2 separate regions of the Homo sapiens genome follow, and region 2 is linked to region 1. The links are chromatin loops, found by intact Hi-C in ENCODE. Cell type or tissue: Caco-2. All regions are shown on one strand. Links, peaks and the distances in the headings refer to the core of each region. The heading gives the core; the rest is flanking DNA.

What was found. Peaks named below come from ENCODE experiments on the same cell type or tissue, not always from the same donor. Only the 100,000 strongest peaks of a DNase experiment are listed, where the experiment ranks them.
Region 2: a loop joins it to region 1, with 2.9 times the contacts of the local background. A loop is called at or near these places in 4 of 110 quality-filtered maps.

Annotation. Positions count from the first base shown.
Region 1 is chr2:149,015,669-149,025,739 of GRCh38, forward strand. It overlaps KIF5C (kinesin family member 5C), which reads left to right. Exons shown (of 26, transcript NM_004522.3): 26 at 7,410-10,071. Among named protein-coding and RNA genes, the nearest start is that of LYPD6B, 18 kb to the right of the region's middle. In Caco-2, for the core only: a CTCF peak has its summit at 1,897 (motif pointing right); DNase peaks (open chromatin) are centred at 1,893 and 4,943.
Region 2 is chr2:149,165,177-149,175,247 of GRCh38, forward strand. All of the region lies in intron 3 of LYPD6B (LY6/PLAUR domain containing 6B), which reads left to right. LOC105373677 (a long non-coding RNA gene) reads right to left here. Exons shown (of 3, transcript XR_923458.3): 3 at 9,562-9,600. Among named protein-coding and RNA genes, the nearest start is that of LYPD6B, 130 kb to the left of the region's middle. In Caco-2, for the core only: no CTCF peak of the experiment used is centred there; a DNase peak (open chromatin) is centred at 4,645.

The DNA of each region.
Region 1 (10,071 bases), core at 582-8,581:
CAAATCCACAGGGGGCTGCCTCAGGAGGAGATGATCTTTTTCAAACCCCAGAGCTACATATGGGGCAGTGCAGTGCAACCATGTGACATTGGGCAAGTTACTTGATTTCTGTCAGCTTTAGGTTTCCTACCGGCTAAGTGGGATCAGGCATTGAGAGCCTAGCTCTGTACTTGGTTTCACAGTGAATCAGACAAGAAGGCTGTGTTCTTGTCCAGTGATATGCTTGTTAGGGGAAGATGGACAGAAAATAAGGTAACTTCAAGTAGTGGTAAGTGCTCAGAAGAAAACAAAAACAGGCTAATGGAATAGGAACACTGTTTTAGAAGAGGGGGTGACATTTAAGTTGAGAACTGAGTGATGAAAAATGCCAGGCACACAGCAACCTGGGAGAAAGTGGTTCGATGATCACTCAAAGGTAGGAATGAATGAGGGTTATTTGAGGAATGTTACCAAGGCTGATAAGGCAGTAGCTCATGGATCTGGGAGAACCCATCTTCATTAGAGTGGATGGGGAGGGAGTTGAGCCCAAGTAAATGAAGGTGTTGAAGCTGTGGGCAACTTAGATTGTAGCCTAGTGTGAGGGGCCACTGGGGCTGTGGGCGTGGAAGCAGTGGGAGCTGGTTCATGATTAGACAAGGCCACTCTGGGCTGGACCCTGAAGAAGGGGTAGGAATGGGGTAAGCACTGGGGGTTGCCTAGGGCGTCACTGTAGGTGGCCATGGGGGAGGGTCCGGTACCAGACCCAGGTGGTGGCAGCAGGGGAGAAGTGGCCTGAGTCAGTGCCTGCTTAGAGCTGATTCAGCTGTCAGGCTTACTGATGAGGGTTGAGAGCAAGAAGAGGAGGAAGGAAGGGAATCAAGGTAGTTCCTAGATTTTTGTGGGCTCTAGCAGTTAGGGAAACATTGGTCCCTTTTTAACCATGCCAGGGAAAATCGGGGGATGAGCAGGTTTTGTGGGAAAGCTTGGTTTCCATCATGTTGCTTATGTGCTGCCTCTCAGACATCCAGCTGAGCCCACCACGCAAGTGGGTGTGTGGAACAGGTGGCTGGATCCGTGGGTCTGGAGCACAGGAGAGAGGCTGAGGTGAGGCCAGGGCTGGAGAGTTGTGACTTGTAGATTGTGTTTATGGCCACAGGTCTGAAGGAGGCAACCTAGAGAAAAGGTGGGCACAGCAGAGAGGGGAGCTGAGGGGCGAGTTGGACCAGGCCCAGGCACTGGAAAATGGGAAGGCCAGAGAAAAGAGGTGGCACCAGCAGAGGGGCCTGAGGATCATGTGGGGGCACAGAGGTCAAGTGAAGACCTTGACCCTAGAAGGAAGGTGGTCAGCTCAGAGCTTGAGTAAGATGATGACAGAGACTGGGTGGTTGAAGAAGGCCAGGTGGCAGTGACCTTAGCATGGACTAGACAGACTAGGTGAGGAAATAGAGCCGGCAGCTGAACCCACTTTGGGGGTTTTATTTGAAGGAGATCAGAGAAATGGAGCGATGTGGTGGTAAGGTGGGGCTGCGTTGCTTTTCTGTTGTAAGATGGGAGATATTACAGCATAGTTGTGTGCGATGGTGATGGTATAGCTGAGCTGGGCAGAGGAGGAAGCACAGCTGTGGGTGGGCGGTAGATGGGGTGCATTGGGAGGCAAGATCCAGGTCACCTTAGAGCTTGTTTTCTCGTGCAGGCAAGAAGCCAGATGATCAGCTGAGAGAGAGGGAGGAAGCAGGGTCTCGCTCTTGAGACCAGAGACGGTGTAAAATCAACCTCTCAGGCAGTGCTGAGTCTTCTTTGCAGCCCCACACTTAATGTAGACACCTGATTAAACATCTGCCCAGCTCCCTCGTTTTGAGAGCCCTGGAGATCCACTTCCTTTCCAGGCAGTGCTTTGGCAAGCCAGGGGACTTGTTCAAATGTCTCCACCAGATGGCGCCAGTAGGGCATTGCTGAAACCTTAGATGTTTTCTGAAAGACGGAAGGCAGAATGGTCTTTTTTCTTGGTTTTCCTATATTTAGACCATTTTATCTCAAACTTGAGTAGTAAATAGAGTATTTTGAAAGGAATACAATTCTCACAGATCCCCAGAGTTGATTTAAATTATTTTATTATAATACAATTTGCACATTGTAAACAGTATACATTCCCTACTTACAGATCTTATACAACTGTCAAGTCAAAACAAATTTAGAAATTAAATCGAAATAAAACCACAAATAAAAAGTCCAAACCACCAAACTTCACATAATTTAATGAAAGAAGGGCTTTTTCTGAAAATAAAGAGCTAGGTGCAATGCGACCCCGGAGTGCGTTGCTTCTTGTAGAGTTTGGGATGCCTGTTTTTTGTGTGTCGTGGTGTGACTCAATTCTTTCACTCCTGTACTCCCAGCACTCTGAGAGGCTGAGGCAGCAGGATGGCTTGAGCTCAGGAGTTTGAGACAAGCCTGGACAACTTAGCAAGACCTTGTCTTTACTAAAAATAAAAAAATTAGCCAGGTGTGGTAGTGCATGCCTGTAGCTCCAGTGACTTGGAAGGGTGAGCTGGGAGGATCATTTCAGCTGGAGAGTTTGAGGCTGCAGTGAGCTGTGATCATGCCACCACACTCTAGCCTGGGTGACAGAGTGAGATTCTACCTCAAAAATAAATAAACAAATAAAAACAAATACATGAAGATTAGCCTAGTGCCTGGCACTGAACAAGCACTCCGTGCTCATCTGTGTTGTCCTCATCACCTGATCCTGTCTCCTCATTCTACATCCCAAAGAGGCGGGATGAGCTGTCAAGATCCCATAACTATGAGTGGTAGATCCTGGGCTAAGAGCGATGATCTTCTCTGCAACAGTTCTCAAAGTTCTTGGCCTTAGGACCTTTTCTCCTCTTAAAAAGGATCAATAGACTGGGTATGGTGGCTCACGCCTATAATCCCAGCACTTTGGGAGGCCAAGGCAGGAGGATCACTTGAGGCCAGGCGTTTGAAACCAGCCTTAGCGAGACTCTGTCTCAATAATAATAATAATAAAATAAAATAAATTAAAAATTAGCTAGGTATGGCAGCTTACGCCTGTAGTCCCAACCACTTGGGAGGCTGAGGTGGGAAATTGAGCCCAGTAATTTGAGGCTGTGGTGAGCCATGTTTGTGTCACTGCACTCTAGTCTGGGTGACAGAATGACAATCTTTCTCAAAAAAACAAACAAAAAAGGATCAATGAGTTTATATATATATATATGGGTTATATTTATTGATATGTATCATATTAGAAATTAAAGCAAAATATTTAGAATACTGCCGGGTTCATTTAAAAAATAGTAATAAGCCCATACATGTTACCACAAATGTGATTTGTAATGAAAATAACTATTTTCAAAACAAAAAATAGCCAAATGGCATTGTTTTACATTTTTGCAAATCTCTTTGATGCCTGGTTATTTAATAGATGGCAGCTGGATTCCCCCAGCTGTTTCTGCATTCTGTCTGTTGCGGTGTGCTGTTTTGGTTGAAGTATATAAAGATAATCCCCCTTTGTCACACCAGACAAGATTCTTGGCCATTGGACAGCTAAGAAAACTGTGGAATGGGGAAGTTGGGATCATAGTGCCCGTATCACAGGCTTGTCTGGGATTGAATGAGAGAATGTGAAAGAAGAGAGAAAAAAGTCTTAGAAGAATACCTGGCAAAAATTAGGCCCCCGTGCATGTTAGCTAATGTTAAAGTGGTCATGGGGACAGACCTGAAAAGACAGCTGAGGTGGGACTGCAGGGAGAGAGGACAGAAATAACTGTAGGTAGGTGCTGCTATGGCAGAGGACTTTGAAACTGGCAATCTCAACCCAAAGAAGGGAATTGTGGAGCACCCGGAGGCAAGAATTCCTGATTCCATCTACAGCACAGTAGGCTCCTCCACTTTAATACTCCTCAGCTTCATGGTTCTCAGAGTCATAAATTCAGAGCAACTAAAATTGTTCCTCCACAGCAGATTGTACCAAAGCTCCAATGAGATAAATCCACTTCTATTCAGCAGTGATAAGTAGAGTACAATTGGTAATTCTTATAATGTGGGGATTGAATTATAAAAAGGCAAAAGAAAAACTAAAACTATGTACTGTTTGGATTAAGCTTAAATCCACTGCAAGCAATTGCAAAAGCCCAAGTTGGGTGTGAAAACGGTCTCTAAATACTTCTTGCAAAACCCTTGTATAATTAACTTCCTTCATTAGCTTTCCCCACCCCTTCTAAAGAAAGGTGATTTTATTTCCTCCTAAATCTGGTCACACGTTGCCACTTTGAATTACCATCTCCAGTTTGGCAGAGTGCCAGGGGAAGTCCTAGAGCAGGTCAGTTGGTCCAGTCCCCTGCCTCTAAGTGAGTGAGTGGCTACTTGGAAGAGAGTCAACAGGACTGGGTTTTAAAGATTCTCCAGACTCCTCAGTCTCTCTGGGATTAGAACAGACAGAAATGCTTTATCTCAGGGCAAAACCATTTACCTTTAAAATTTATATCTATTTTCTCCCATGAATTTATCTAAGGATATGAAGATCCAGATAGTGGGAAGGATGGATGAGAGCATCCTGCTGGAATCCATGTTTCTTGGGCCTGCTGGAAAGACTTCTCAGCAGACAGGCCTGTAGAGATCCTTAACTGGGGATGAAGAGGAACGCTGCATCCTAGTAAAGAAAGGACCCTTCATTGGCAGAGTTCCTGTGCTTTTCCTCTCCTTTCTCACTCTCCTTGAGGTGACTAAACTAAGCAGGTGGGGCCTCCTTTGTGGCCCCGTGTTTCTTCCAAACTATGAGCCAAAACCTGCTGAATCTTGCCCAGCGGGGATCGGGGGCTTTGACTGAGAGGCCTTCCAGGGGGAAATTGTGTCACTTTATGGTCTGCTGGAGTTATTGAGGCCGCCCCATTGCATTTGTGTCTAGTGCTTGCTGTGTCAACACGGTTTGGCTGCAAACATTGCGTCAGGCCATAATCCCACAATCCAAGGTATGTGCTGGCACCTCTCTGCCTCCAGGCACGCAGAACGGCCATCTCATCCGACCAAGGGGATCTTATCTGACCAGGGGGATAGCGTGCGTGGAGAAATGAACCTGTGAGAAAGTGAAATGGCAGTTTCAGTGGTGGCATTCAGGCAGGCACTCCTATTGGTTTTCAGCTCAGAATGCATTTTAAATAACAACTATGACCATGCTTTTAGGTTTTTCACTTCTAATTCTGGCAATAAGCCCAAAATTTCACCAGAAAGGCCATGTTCTTCCCAAAGACATCTTACTCTCTGTGACTTCTAAAAATGACAGAAATATCACCCTCTAGGGTTGTTTAAGCCCTTCTTAGTTGTGTAGCTTTGCCACTGTGGGTGATTATACCAAATGAGTTCTGTGAATATTTTTTCTTGTCAGTGAAGAGGTGGTTTTGTTTTTGTTTTTGTTTTTTTGAGACTGAGTCTCACTCTGTCACCCAGGCTGGAGTGCAGCAGCATGATCTCGGCTCACTGCAACCTCTGCTTCCCAGGTTCAAGCGATTCTCCTGTTTCAGCCTCCCAAGTAGCTGGGACTACACATACAAGCCACCATGCCGGGCTAATTTTTGTATTTTTAGTAGAGATGGGGTTTCACCATGTTGGCTGGGCTGGTTTCAAACTCCTGACCTCGAGTGATCCACCCGCGTTGGCCTCCCAAACCAAAGTGCTGGGATTATAGGCATCAGCCACTGCACTTGGCCAAGAGGTGGTATTTTTAAAAAGAATGTGTTGTTCTGTTTTTTTTTTTCTATTCAGTTTCTGTTCCGTATTTCTTCTCCCTTTTTCACCCACTTTGCTTGTATCTGCTTTAATAACCCCTTTCTAGACTGAGAATTTTTCTATTTATATGTAACTTACATCCTGCTGATTTATGCAAAATATGTGAGGTTGCTTACAATATTATAACATATAAATCAGAAGAGTGAAGAAAAAAAAGAGCATGGTAGCGGGAATCTGAGATATTACCACAGTTGAGCACCAAATGTTGATATAAGCCTTCTAGAGGCAAAACAGAAAGCATAATGCATAATGTGTCAGGTTACAGAGGGCTTTTTTTTTTTTTTTTTTTAATCAAAAGAGAAGTTGGGCTTTTCTTAGTGGCTGTTGTATTTCCAGTACCAGGTAATTCCATGTATTTCTTAAGGATAAGGCTCTACCTCCCTCTTGTCATCCCTGTCCCCATCCCCTAGAGTACCATGAGCTCTGCACAAAACCTATAGTAAGATCTCAGAGCTAGGGCCTCCAGCCGGTGACAGGAAACAGAGCCTTTCAGTGTCTTCTGAAAGTTGAGCTTACTGATGTTGGGTGCAGGCTGACAGAGGCCATTCAGGCTGGTCTAGACGTTCATCCTGGAGATGCGCCCAGCACCAGCCGAACTTCTGGTGGGAAGTGGAATGAAATGGACAGGGGTGGTCTTTTGGAGAATCTTATTATCCGATGGAGACGAAGCATACCTTTGGGAACTGGGAACCTCTTTCTACAGAGAGTCTGGGTTAGGGGCCTTGTTGCACCTGCTTGCTATCCTAAGTGCAGGCAAATGAGAAATGTTTTAATTTCCCCCTAGGAATGAGAAAATGCATTATGTTACTCTGAATATCCATAGCCTCAACAGATACCGACTTATGGAAGAGAATGTTGAGACTGTCAGGACTAAATACTTAAAGCAAAATCAGGAAATCGGAGGTTGTGCTGTTCATGTGCCACTATCCACATGTGTCTTTTGAGCTCTCAAAATGTGGCTAAGTCCAAATTGAGATGGGCTGAAAGTGTAAAATATACACCAGATTGCAAACACTATTGTGTGAAAAAAAAAATCTCAGTAGTAATATTGTAATGTAAACGATCTCAACATGTAATACCAGTTACATGTTGAAATACTATTTAGGCTATATAAAATATATTACAATTAATCTTACCTATTTCTTTTCACTTTTTAATGTAGCCACTAGAGAATTTAAAATTAAATATGTGGCTTGGCCGGGCACGGTGGCTTATACCTGTAATCCCAGCACTTTGGGAGGCCGAGGTGGGTGGATCACCTGAGGTCAGGAATTTGAGACCAGCCTGGACAACATGGTGAAACACCGTCTCTACTAAAAATACAAAAATTAGCCGGGTGTGGTGGCAAACCCTTGTAATCCCAGCTACTTGGGAGGCTAAGGCAGAAGAATCACTTGAACCCGAGAGGCAGAGGTTGCAGTGAGTCGATATCGCGCCACTGCACCCCAGCCTGGGTGACAAGAGTGAAACTCCATCTCAAAAACAAACAAACAAAAAATATGTGGCTTGTGTTATATTTGTATCTGACAGCTCTGGTCTAAACATCTAGAATTAAACAAAACTTTTTTGAGGAGTAAATTTCTACTGTGTTTTCTAATTCCTATGTTCTCTCTTTGGTTCTCTTTCAACAGATATGACTCCACGTAGCATGTCAAGGACTACATTAATCACCAATTCCTTTATTTTTCCCCCCCTACAGTTTCCATTTTTTTTTTATACTTGCTTACTCCAGCCATCTGCAGTACACCAGTTTCAGGTCTTTTGAGCTGTGTAGAGTTTCTGTGTGTACAGATGTGTGCTCGGACTTTTCTCTTTTTGAGAAATCTGAAGGAGATGGTTGCAGAAGATCCACTTACTACTGAGAACCATTACCACCGACTCGGCCTCCGGGGTGTTGGGTGGTTTCTGGGTGGTTCCTGGAGCCTCCTCTGGGCAGTGCACTGTCCCATCTGTACGCCCTAATGTGCCATTCCCTAGAGGGGAACAACCAAGTGCCGTGGAGGCAGATGATCATGGTCTGCCTCAACTGTCTGGTTTCCTGTAAAATAAACACATTGTTTTATATTTTTAGGGAACAAAAAGTGCTGCTATAGGGTTCAAAGTTTTCCTTCTGAACACTTTTCCGAAACAAATTACCCCAAAGACACATTTTGAATATCCTGGTCACATCTTTGGATCTGTAAAATATACCTTTTAGTATGGCACCTGTTAAAATGCAAAGCAAATTTCTTTGGGGCAGAAAAACAATCTGACAGTAGCAGTGTAGAATTTGTTCATTCAAATACATCTGTGTAAATGCAAAAAGTCATAAAATTCACCTCCGAGCTGCTTGCTTTTGAACCTGCAGCAACTAGTCTTAGCCGGCCCGGTTTGAACATCGTTCTTTCAGAAGTGCTGAAAATGCTGCAAAGTTGGATAAGTGGAAATGTGGCTGCCCCTCTCCTCACTACTTCCTCTCTGATCGTTCTGAAGCTTGCATTGGGAATGGCTGCTTTCTCTAACCATTTTCAGCTTGAGTGGGTATTGCTGAAGAAATCCAACATCATTCCAGCAGTTGAAAAAGGAAGCCTTCGGGAGAAAGTGCTTGTCAAAATTTTGTTCTTTGTGCTTGTGTATGAGTAAGTTGCCATGAATAAGTTATTATTTTAACCCATAATTGGCGACTGTTTATATGAATTCTTTCTTTGGCACCAAATAGGTTTCATCTTCTTAGGCACAATTAGAAAAAATCCACATAGATGGATATTTTACATTTAGTTATTGCTTTATCCAAATACATGAATCTAAAGCTGAATCAACCCTTACTTCCAGTTGTGCTTATTAAGAAGATCAATTTCCAAGTAGTAAAGTTTTCAGGGAAACTGACTGTGCTGCTATTTGTTTTGACAAATTTGGGGGTAAGTCAATGACAACCAAACCAATCTCGGTGGAAACTCCTATCCTATCATGTTGTGTGCCCAAGATGAGTGAGCTGGCACTGTGCCCTGAAGCTTTCACCACTGTAATGAAATATATGCCAGGGGAGACTTTGGGCTTTTCTCATGACTGTGTGGGTCGAAGGTAGCTCAAGTGTGTGTGTGTGTGTGTGTGTGTGTGTGTGTGTGTGTGTGTGTGTATGTGTGTAAAGTGCTAAGAACTGTGCATTGACATCCAAACATTTCTTGTACAAAATTTCCCTAGCAAAGCAAACCTGCTTTGACTTAATTTATTTGTTAAATGTTGCACTTTGTTTATGTATGTTTTGTTTTTGGTGGGGAATAAGGAGAGAGAGGACGACAAATTCTATTGAAGTATTTATTTTGTGAAGATGGCAATTTTGCATTTGTTTAAATTTTTTTCATTCTTTAATTTTGTTATCAGTGCCAGCCCAATATACCTGCTCTACCATTATTTGCGGTCTGATAAAAGGGTCCTTGTGGGGCAGGTTTTGCAAAGCTTATCAGGTAATAACATATGCCACATAACCTTGTTGATATGTTTGCTTCTGATTTGGGAAGCTAAACATTGGTGTTTGAGAGGATTGCCAATTATTAATTGTCATTACCACTACTCTCCATTACTTTTTGTTTGGAAATTGAACAAAGGTCAGTAATGGTTTTTGGCTCTTGTTAATATCCATCATAAAATAGATTGTTTTAGATTCTTTCCAGGGTGATTTTTCCCTGGGTACCCCGTTTCTACTTCTAAAGAATTGCTTGGCACTTTCATGTTTCAAAGGGAAACATTCGCTTGTAGTTCCATTTTACTTGATCTCTACAAGGGACTGACAACATTTGCTTTACTTTTATTCACAGAGAAAGTTGGCTTTGATGTCTCTTAAAGATAATTCTGCTAGTTGCTGATCAGCCAGTCAGTTCACCTAGCTTCAATCTTTATAGGACTTCTAATCTAATTTTCCTATAGTGTGACTAAAAGGGAGGCAAATTATTGGAACGGATTATTCAAATGGATCCTTAAATATTGCTATGTATAATAAGCCAGTTATTATATCAGGACCATGTTCTCTGTAGGCCACTTTCTAAAAAAGCCACATATGTGCAATTTTCAGGTTTTTAGACTATTGCTCCCTGTACTTTAAATGTAAAAACCACACTTCTGAACAACTAAGCTCATGAATATGATTTTGGTTATATGCAGCTTTTGACTAGCATGTATTGTGTCTTTTTCTCCTCTATGAATAATTTTATATTTCATGCTACTTCTTGAAAGTTTACTCTTTGATGCTCTAAGAGAACAGCCAGATGGTTTATATGAATAATCTTTATCTGCAGGATGGTGGATTGGTAAATTAGG
Region 2 (10,071 bases), core at 1,287-9,286, 150 kb after region 1:
TTCTGGCAAGAGGACAAGAGCAAAAACTATAAGCTTGAAGCCTAAACTCAGAAATTACGTAGCCTCTCTTCTGCCACATTCTGTTGGTCAAAGAAAGCTATAGGACCAGCCCAGATTCAAGGGGAGGGCATTGGAAATAGACTCCACCTCTAACTTGGAGTAGCTGCAAAGAATGCATGGCCATTTTAAATTTATTGCAGGCTCTTAACTTTGTTATAAAAGCAATCTGAAATTACTTTAAAATTATTTTGTCATTTAAAAATCCTGGAATAGGGATGGTCTTGTCAGCCCATCTGAGAGGAGTCTGGAAAGTGGAGGTCTTCAGTAATGTACCTAAGAATATAATAAAGTTAATAACAACACAAGCAGGCACTAATATTGTTTTTACTATATGCCCAGCACTATATGGAGTCCTTTAGATATCATAACTCATTTGGTCATTACAAAATCTTATGAATAGGTGTTATTTTTATCCCTAACTTATAGGTGAGAAAACTGAGGCACAGAGCGGTTAAGCAACTTCCCTCGAAGTCATACAGCTAAGTCGTAGACCTGGGATTCCACTCCAGGAGGTCAGGCTTCAGAGTCTGCATGTTAACCCTAATGCTTCTCAAGTTAATGGAAATTACATCTTTCTGACTCCTAGCAGAGTTCTCTCTTGGACTGTGTGGTTTTTCTAGAGACAGGGGGATTGGCTATTTAGAGATGGTTGCTAGGCCTTCCTGGGTACACCCAAGTGACCAAAAATGGTTCTGTCACATTATAGGAGACCCTAATTAGATGTAATAAAGACACTTATTATCCCATGGAACACACAGTAATTCTCCTGAGCCCAACAGTATTTCCTGGGGGTAGGGGTGGAGGTAGAGGGTTCTTATTCTTCTCTTTGGTTGGCAGGCATTTGAAGAATGAGGATATTTAATAACGCCCTCTATAACCTTTCAGGTAGCCTCTTATTTTTTGGTTTCAAGTAATCAGAAAGACTTAGCCTCAAAGAAAAAAATGTTGTGTTTATTTAGCTTTTTGTTTAAGGACTATCCCAAGGAAAGGGTGGGTTGATAGCCTTTTTAATCTAGGGTTTGTTGAACTCAATTAAGTCCAGTGTCCAGGTAGAACAGGTGGTTTATCTAAGAAAAATGACAAATTTTGCTGACATTTTTGAGGTCACCCTTGCAGCCATGAATAAAGTGGCTCATAGTACCAATATGAGTTACAATAAGAAGTTACTTAACCTCTCTGTGCCTCAGTTTTCTAATCTATAAATTAGGGACCCTTTCTGTTTGAGGGGCATGGCACATTTAGGAGCCAGGACTAGACTTGCGTCTCCAGGATGGTCATATCTCACTCTCCATTTAGCTATGGAGTGGGGGAGAGACTGCCAATCTAAGGCTTAAGGGAAGTCACTCTGGCTGTCTAGCATCTTATCTCCCTTAAATCCCATCCTTGTCTCTTGACTCTACAACTGGCCTCCTTCTGACACCCTCATCGTCTTATGTGGGCTCAGGTTGGCATCAATGTCTGTTGCATTGCTACCGAGAGTGTTTGCTACAACTTTGCACTCATGAGAATTTGCATGTTCACCCTAATATGGACTCCAGCTAGAATCTGAGCTGGAAAATGGGCAATCTGGACATGCATGGTCCCACCAGAGAGGAGAGATCACAGGATGGGGACTAGGGAGACCCAAGCTGCAGACTGCCCCGCCCCTTCCATCATTGCTCACCTTCCCACACCAAAAACTTCTCAGGACAGCTTTCTTGCTTGTCAACCACGACATCCTAGGGTTATTTTCCCCATACCAGTGGAAACCCTGTTACCTTCATAATCTTTTCCTTCAACTAATCTTGAAGAGTTTATAATCCTCTTCTGCATTAAGTGTTTTTTTTTTTTCTCTTGTGGATGCTCACTTTCCTCGTTTCTTATTCAAACCAGCTGGGACAGTTTATCCCCTAGCATAGAAATGAAAACCTGACAGGCAGGTCTCTGCAGTCGAGATTGGGCTGGTTCTCTCTCCAAACAGTATTTTACTGTTGGCTGCTGCAGTTGAATAGCTCAGCCTGCCATTATGACAGAATGGCCCAGGACAGACTACAGGCAGGAAGCGTCTTTTGTTTCAGGGGGCTTTGGAGCTGTTTTTTCCCTGCCATAAACTTAATTGCTTTCTGTGATATATCTGGCAAACCTACCACTGTCCTTTTTGCTGCCTCCTGCTTGGTCAATCAGGACTACCAAAGCCTGCAGCTTTGCTTTTTAGGAGGTTTGGTTGATTAACATGAGTTTGCCTTTGGCTTTTGCTAACATTGCCTTTTTTGGGGCACTAGTGGTGCCCAGGAGAAGGATGTGAGTGTGGTACGTGTGTGGGGAGGTATAGATGAGAGACAGCTGGGTCTTCTGGGACAGTGGGGGAGCAGGCTCAGAAAATTGTGGTTCACCACAGGGTCCTCACGTGCATGAGTAAGTCATCCTCCTTCCTGAAAGGGAGGTTTTATTCACCTTATCACCATAGAGGATGTTTCAGATGTGGCAATTCCTTTAAGTCACTGCAATTTTGACTCACCCTAGGATTTCTGGGTTTAATTGCTCCCCTTTCTTGTTGGTTTTATGACCAGTGTTGCAGGAAAGACAATACTTGAAAGTCTGTGGAAGCCCCTTCTTTTTATATTTTTCTTTGCAGTGACGATGATTGCTTAACAATAATAAACATAGAGGTTTTTTTATGTTTTTTGTTTTTGTTTTTGTTTTTTTAAAAAGACCTTTGGGCCAGGTGTGGTGGCTCATGCCTGTAAACTTTGGAAGGCCTTGGCAAGTGGATCACTTGAGGTCAGGAGTTCAAGACCAGCATGGCAAACATGTCAAAACCCAATCTCTACAAGAAATACAAAAATTAGCCAGACGCAGGGGCATTTGCCTGTAGTCTCAGCTACTCAGGAGGCTGAGGCAGGAGAGTTGCTAGAACGGGGGAGGCGGAGTTTGCAGTGAGCCAAGAGATTGCACCACTGCACTGTAGCCTGGGCAACAGAGTGAGGCTCTGTCTCAAAAAAAAAAAAAAAAAAAAAAAAGAACCTTGCTCTAGGCTGGTTCCTGGTGAGGAAGAGGAGCTGGGGATGGTGCTTTCAATGGTTAAAGGCATATTTACACATTTGCACATGTGCCCGTCAGGTTCCAGTCCACAGTAGCAGCCACTTTAGCAACGTTCTCATAATCCTCAGTGGCACCTTCTTTAAAGCTTGTTATCAACAATCCAACCAAAGCATCACATTCCAAATTTAACTTTAACCTGCCCTTGAAATTTCATCCTTAGAAAGTCTTTCTAGAATGGAGATGAAAACCTCTTCTGTGTCTAAATACGACAAGCCCATGCCTGATTTGCCTGTTCTCACCATGGTCATTTCCATATTTAAGCTGTGAATATTGAGTTCTGTCTGCTATCAGCTGTGGCTCCCCATGCCTGTTCTCTGAATGTAGGTCTTGCTAGAACAAAAAGGGTAAAGGTTGTTATTCCTGGATGGCAGATCTATGTAACCACCAGTGTGGTGCCACCAGATAGACAATGAATGAATGTGTTTGGACAATAATATAACCTGCAGCACACACTCTGATCATAGGGGCCTAGCTTCTCTTTTGCATTAAGCCTCAGGTATTCTTTGATCAAGTGTGTGGTCAAGTCTTTGTAAGTTTACTTTGGGGCCTTAGCAGTATACCCAAACAGATTGTTGCCAAAATCACACATGGTATGAGCCTATTTAGGTATTATCTAACAGAACTCTAATGGGCAACAATTATGTAGACAGTTACTTGTCATCTATTAAATCAGTGTATTTTCTATAGGTTTTTAAATAGTGCTTCATTTGTAATTAAACTGTATTTTAACATATCCCCTCAAAAAGGGTAAATTTGAGTAATGCACTATGGAAATGGTAAGGAGATTCAGATTAATTAGGAAATGATTAATTCAGATTAATTAGGAAATACCCTAATTCATGCATGGACCCGCTCTTGGGGGTCTAGGTGAGAGACCTAGCTGTCTCTCACCTGTCCATCTTCAACACACACATCACACTCATGTCCTTCTCTTGGACATGTCTCTTCCCCAAAACAGGCAATGTTAGCAAAAGCCAAAGGCAAACTCATGTTAATTAACTAAACCTACTAAAAAGCAAAGCTGGCAGGCATTTGTAGTCCTGATTGACTAAACAGGAGGAAGTGTTACTCTGGTAGTCTGATTGGAGCATGACTTTGAAGGGGATAAGGTTCTCAATTGTCAAGTCTTTAAACTGGACTGCCATTTTAGAGGCTTTTACTGTTCCTTGTCAACATATGTGTTTGGCTTGTTTCAAAAAGACACTGCATTAGTTGTATACAAGGGATTCCTAAAATAACCAAGGGAGTGACCTAAGAGAGACAACCAGCTAGTGTTCCCATAGGATTTTTCTCCTGAAACTGAAGTTACAAATCTCTTCTCTTCCATTTTTCACCTATCAGTCGATCCCTGTTATCACCAGAGGCCAGATGGATAGTTCTGGGGATTGTCTTCCTTGAGTTGTGAGCTGAAATGCAGACTTTAAATACAGGGTTTTAAGATGTTAGGGAGGAAAGCGACATTGATTTATTTGTTCTGTTCCCTGCCAGCCTGAGAAACCTGTCCCGCCAGGTAATGAACAACTGTTCTTATCCTAACTAGCAACTTCAAGAGAACGATTACTCATCCCATCATTACCACTCCCCCTGAGTCATCCAGGCTGGTACATTTTGGTTTCCACTGAATAAAAATCTCCAGGCAATGGGAGTCTAGGGCCAAGGTTTCTGTTTAGTAATATGAATTATATAAATGTGCCTTGGACATGGAAGCTGTGGATCCTTCTGGAAAGATATTTCATAGGCCCAGGTCTTCAGCCATGTCTCTATTTGAAAAATTGTATTGGTCAGTATTGCCAAAAGTGGCCATCTTAATGGTCAGTACAGAATGATACAGCTAATCTGGTTGATCACAAGGGCAAAGATACAGCTATGAAAATGGATAGTTATTTGCCTGTACCTCTTGCTTGTAATTTCATAGTCATGTTGCATGTTAACCACTCAGTATTCATGGGGGATTTTAGTAAACCTTTTTTCAGGCCTTGTTCTTGTGACAGTGCTGAGAGGGCTTTCACACTTGACATATGCCATCATAGATGAGGACTATTGAAAGGCAGCTGGAGTCATTTCCATTTTACAAATACCATCTGTCTTCTATCACGTCACTGTTCTCTGTGCTATATTCTGTTCTCTGTGCTATGTCCTGTTGTGCCTGATTTGGGAGACAAATGTGAGACTGGATTGTCCTGGATTAAATTTGGATGTATGGGTAGTTATAGAAATCAATATTGATAGGCATGTGTGTTCAGTTCATTTCAAGGTTTAGTTTATTTCAAAAGTCTTAATATTTATATTTATTACAGATCTAGAGACACATAGCTTTGAGTAGGAGCTGTATTTTGAAACATTATGGTTTATGGGAAAACCTGGCATGTAGAAAATCAAAAGAAAGTACTCAAGGCAGAATGCTGAATGTAAGTTTGTGGGTTAATAGAAAATCCTACCTTTTTTCTACAAATTCCCAACTAATCCTTCCTAGGTTTAAATAAAACCAACAGTCACTATTCTAACAGCTATTCTGTCACCTTTCTTTGTCTTCAGGCACTTGAAATACATCATTAAACAACACAGAATTAATCCCAGGCCCTTTAGACTTTATACAGAGCTTCTTGGGGCAGGAACTTTATCTTCTTCATCTTGAATCCTGAGAACTAAGAAAAATAAATGTTTTATAAGCAGGCATGTATGAAATAATTAGTAGCTGTGAAAATAAAACAAGTGGTGATCCTGAAGCCCTGGCAGTTTGACAGCATGTCCTGTCGGGTCAGTGTGAGATAGGACCTGGTTGCAGGTGGGAGCAGCCACTCTGGGACTCTCAGATAAGGCCTGAATGGAAAGGCAATAATGTGTGCCCGGGAGCAGATTGACTTTACCATTGCCTGCGATTCCTGTGTGAAATAGGAAGGCTCAACCCAGGCAAATGCTAAGGAAGCAACACCAAGTCTTTTATTACTGTCCACAACATTTATAGCCAAGTCCTATTCCATGCCCTTCTCCTTGAGGCATTCTGACAGTCATTTTAATGATTTATTTTCTTTTTCATTATCAAAAAACAAATAACATATTTTATTACCTTTTGTGTAGACTTGATGTCTTTCTCTTCATTTCATCAGTATCTGGGTCTGCAAAATTCCCCTTCCCTTTCAATTTTTATAACTCAAGGATAGGAATTCTGTTTTTCTCATTCCTTACGTGAGAGCTCTTTTTTGAAGTCTGATTTTTTTTTTTTGATCCTATATCCCCAGCCTATTTTCTTGTTGTTACTTTATATCTGTGAGTGGGATAGGTGGAGAGGAAAGGAGTATATGGAAAGGGGGACTCAAGAAAGGCCACATCTTTACAATAACATATGGATGGCAGGGAAAGGTTTTGAATAAGAAAAACATTTTTTCAATGCTCTTCTCCACTATTTAAAGATGTAAGAACATTGGCGCTATGCTGCTGAAGATGTTCTGTTGGTTTAGGGAGAAAACACTCTACTACTGAAATTTGCTCTGTGATTTCTTTCCTAGGATCTACAATAAAAACCAATGATCTATGTGAGAGCCCATGGCATTGTGATTCCCCTCCATCCTGAATTGCATGTCTTCAATTCAAGCACCCTGCTTTGTGGCTCCCAGGCCCCTGGTTTCTACCCTCTGCCCTTTTGGCTCATTTCCTCCTCATTTTCCGTATGCCTCTGTATTAGTTTGTTATCATGCTGCTACTAAAGATATACTGAGACTGGGTAATTTACAAAGGAAAGAGGTTTAATTGACTCACAGTTCAGCATGGCTGGGGAGGCCTCAGGAAACTTACAATCATGGCAGAAGGGGAAGCAAACATGTCCTTCTTCACATGGCGGCAGGAAGAAGAAGAATGAGCAAAAGGGGGAGAAGCCCCTTATAAACTTATTAGACCGTATGAGAATTCACTCACTATCACAAGAATAGCAGCATGGGGATAGCCACCCCCGTGATTCAATTACCTTCTACTGGGTCTCTCCCATGTCATGTGAGGATTATGGAAACTACAATGAGATTTGGGTGGGGACACAGCCAAACCATATCACCCTCCTTACATTAAGGTATCAGCAGCAGGATCTCCTCCTTCAGACCAGTCATCATGGGCTTCAAAACCTACCCGACCACATGCGTGGATTTGTAAGGGCAAAGCTCTTCTTGGAGAGGTGATTTCAGGTCAGAGTTGATGCAGGATGAGATTATGCCTTGTTCAGTGGTACAACCAGGACATCTGTTCTGTGGACCTCCTAATCAGAACTGGATGTACTATTCCAATGGTGATCACACTCATCATGATGGTCTGGGATGCCCAGATAGTTAGTAAAACATTATTTCTGGGTGTGTCTGTGAGGATGTTTCTAGAAGAGATGAGCTAAACTTTAATTGGTAGATGGCCCTCTTCTATGTAGGTGGGTACTGTCCAATCCATTAAGGGCCTGAACAGAACGAAAAGGCAGAGGAGGATTGAATTAGCTCTCTCTGCCTGACTGCTTGAGCTGAGACATGGATGTTCTGCCTTCAGTGCTCCTGGTTCTCAGGCCTTCAGACTCTGACTGGAATCAACACCATTAGCTCCCAGCTCTCCAGGTCTTCAAACTATACCACCAGCTTGCAGATGGGGCTTTTTGGCCTTTCTAATATCATAAGCCAATACCTTTTAATAAGCATATATATATATATATATGCGCTTATATATATGTGTGTGTACATATATGTATATATATTCACATATTTATATATATGTTCTATGGGTTGAATTTCTCTGGAAAAACCTGACTAATACAATCGTGAAGAAGAATTTTGTTTGATTCAGGATGAGGTTCAGTTGTGCATTAGTTTCTTTAAGCAGCAGCACTATTACTGTGTTTTTTTTTTTAAAAAAAGACATGGTGTTTGTAATTACTTATAATTCATATAGACGAATTGCTAACTAGCAAGGTCTTGGTTATTCTTTGCCCGTTCTGTTGATTATTTGAACCATAAGTTTATATTTAACATCTTGTTGATTTCAGCTTGATGCTTTAGTCTGTCAGGCCTTTTTTTTTTTTTTTTTTTTGCATCTTGATTCTGCTATGAAACATAGTAGCTGCCATTCCTGGCTTTGTGCCATCAGTAAGTTTGATAAAATGTCTTCTTATCTTCATTCAAGTAATTCATTCATTCAAGTAATTGATAAAAATGTTAACTACAATAAATGACAGAGTTCCGCAGGATACTATTAGCACATTTAGGGTTGAGACTCATCTATTAAAAAAATTATTTGGCAGCTTATAATTTGCTATCATTTCCCTAAGGATAGAATATTCTATTTATTGCTTTGCCAAAATCTAGGTTGTGTATGGAACTCTACTGATGTAATATCTTGTAACCATGTCACAAAAGAAGGGAGATTTGTTTGGCTTGACTTTACGTTATGATACACATCCTGGACCTAACTAATCACTTCCTTTTTTTTCTGTTTGCTTACAAACCAGCTACTTATCTGCACATTAATCTACACCTTTATTTATTAATTCAGAGATTTGTTTATTTGTGAATGTTCAGTGTCATGTCTAGTACTCAGTTTACAAGACATGGTTCCTGCTTTCAGAAACCTTATAGTCTAATTCTGTGAAGAATGTCAATGATAGTTTAATGGGAATAGTATTGAATCTATAAATTGCTTTGGGCAGTACGGCCATTTTCACAATATTGATGCCTCCTTTCCATGACCATGGAATGTTTTTCCATTTATTTGTGTCATCTCTGATTTCTTTGAGCAGTGGTTTGTAGTTCTCATTGAAGAGGTCCTTCACTTCCCTTATTAGCTGTATTCCTAGATATTTTATTCTTTTTGTGGCAATCGTGAATGGGAGTTCATTCATGATTTGGCTCTCAGCTTGGTGTAAAGGAATGCTTGTGCTTTTTGCACATTGATTTTGCATCCTGAGAATTTGCTGAAGTTGCTTATCAGCTAAAGAAGCTTTTGGGCTGAGATGATGGTGTTTTCTAGAAAAAGGATTGTGTCATCTGCCAACAAAGATAGTTTGATATCCTCCCTTCCTATTTGAATACCATTTATTTCTTTCTCTTGCCTGATTGCCCTGGCCAGAACTTCCAATACTATGTTAAATAGGAGTGGTGAGAGAGGGCATCCTTGTCTTGTGCTAGTTTTCAAAGAGAATGCTTCCAGCTTTTGCCCATTCAGTATGATATTGGCTGTGGGTTTGTCATATATGGCTCTTATTATTTTGAGATATGGTCCTTTAATACCTAGTTTATTGAGAGTTTTTAACATGAAGGATGTTGAATTTTATCAAAGGCCTTTTCTGCATCTATTGAGATAACCATGTAGTTTTTGTCTTTAGTTCTGTTTATATGATGAATCGCATTAATTGATTTGTGTATGTTGAACCAACCTTGCATCCTAGGGATGAAGTCTGTTGTTCGTGGTGGATTAGCTTTTTGATGTGCTGCTGGATTCCTGTCAGAGGTTGGGGGGGTGGGAGGAGGGAGAGAATCAGGAAGAATATGGATACTGGGCTTAATACCTTATGAATGGATGATCTGTGCCGCAAACCACCATGGCACACGTTTACCTGTGTAACAAACCTGCACATCCTGCACATGTACCCCTGAACCTAAGATAAGAGTTGGAAATAAAAAAAAATTTATAGTCTAGTGAAGGGAAGAGATATATAATTATAATACTCTGTGAATAATCTCTTTAATCTCTCTCTCTCTCTCTCTCTCTCTCTCTCTCTCTCTCTGTGTGTGTGTGTGTGTGTGTGTGTAGTCAGGTGTCACTTAATGACAAGAATATATTCTGATAAATGCATCATTAAGGCATTTCATCATTGTGCAAACATCATAGAGTGCACTCACACAAACCTAGATGGTACAACCTACGATACTCCCATGCTATATGTTATAGCCTATTCCTCCTAGGGCTACA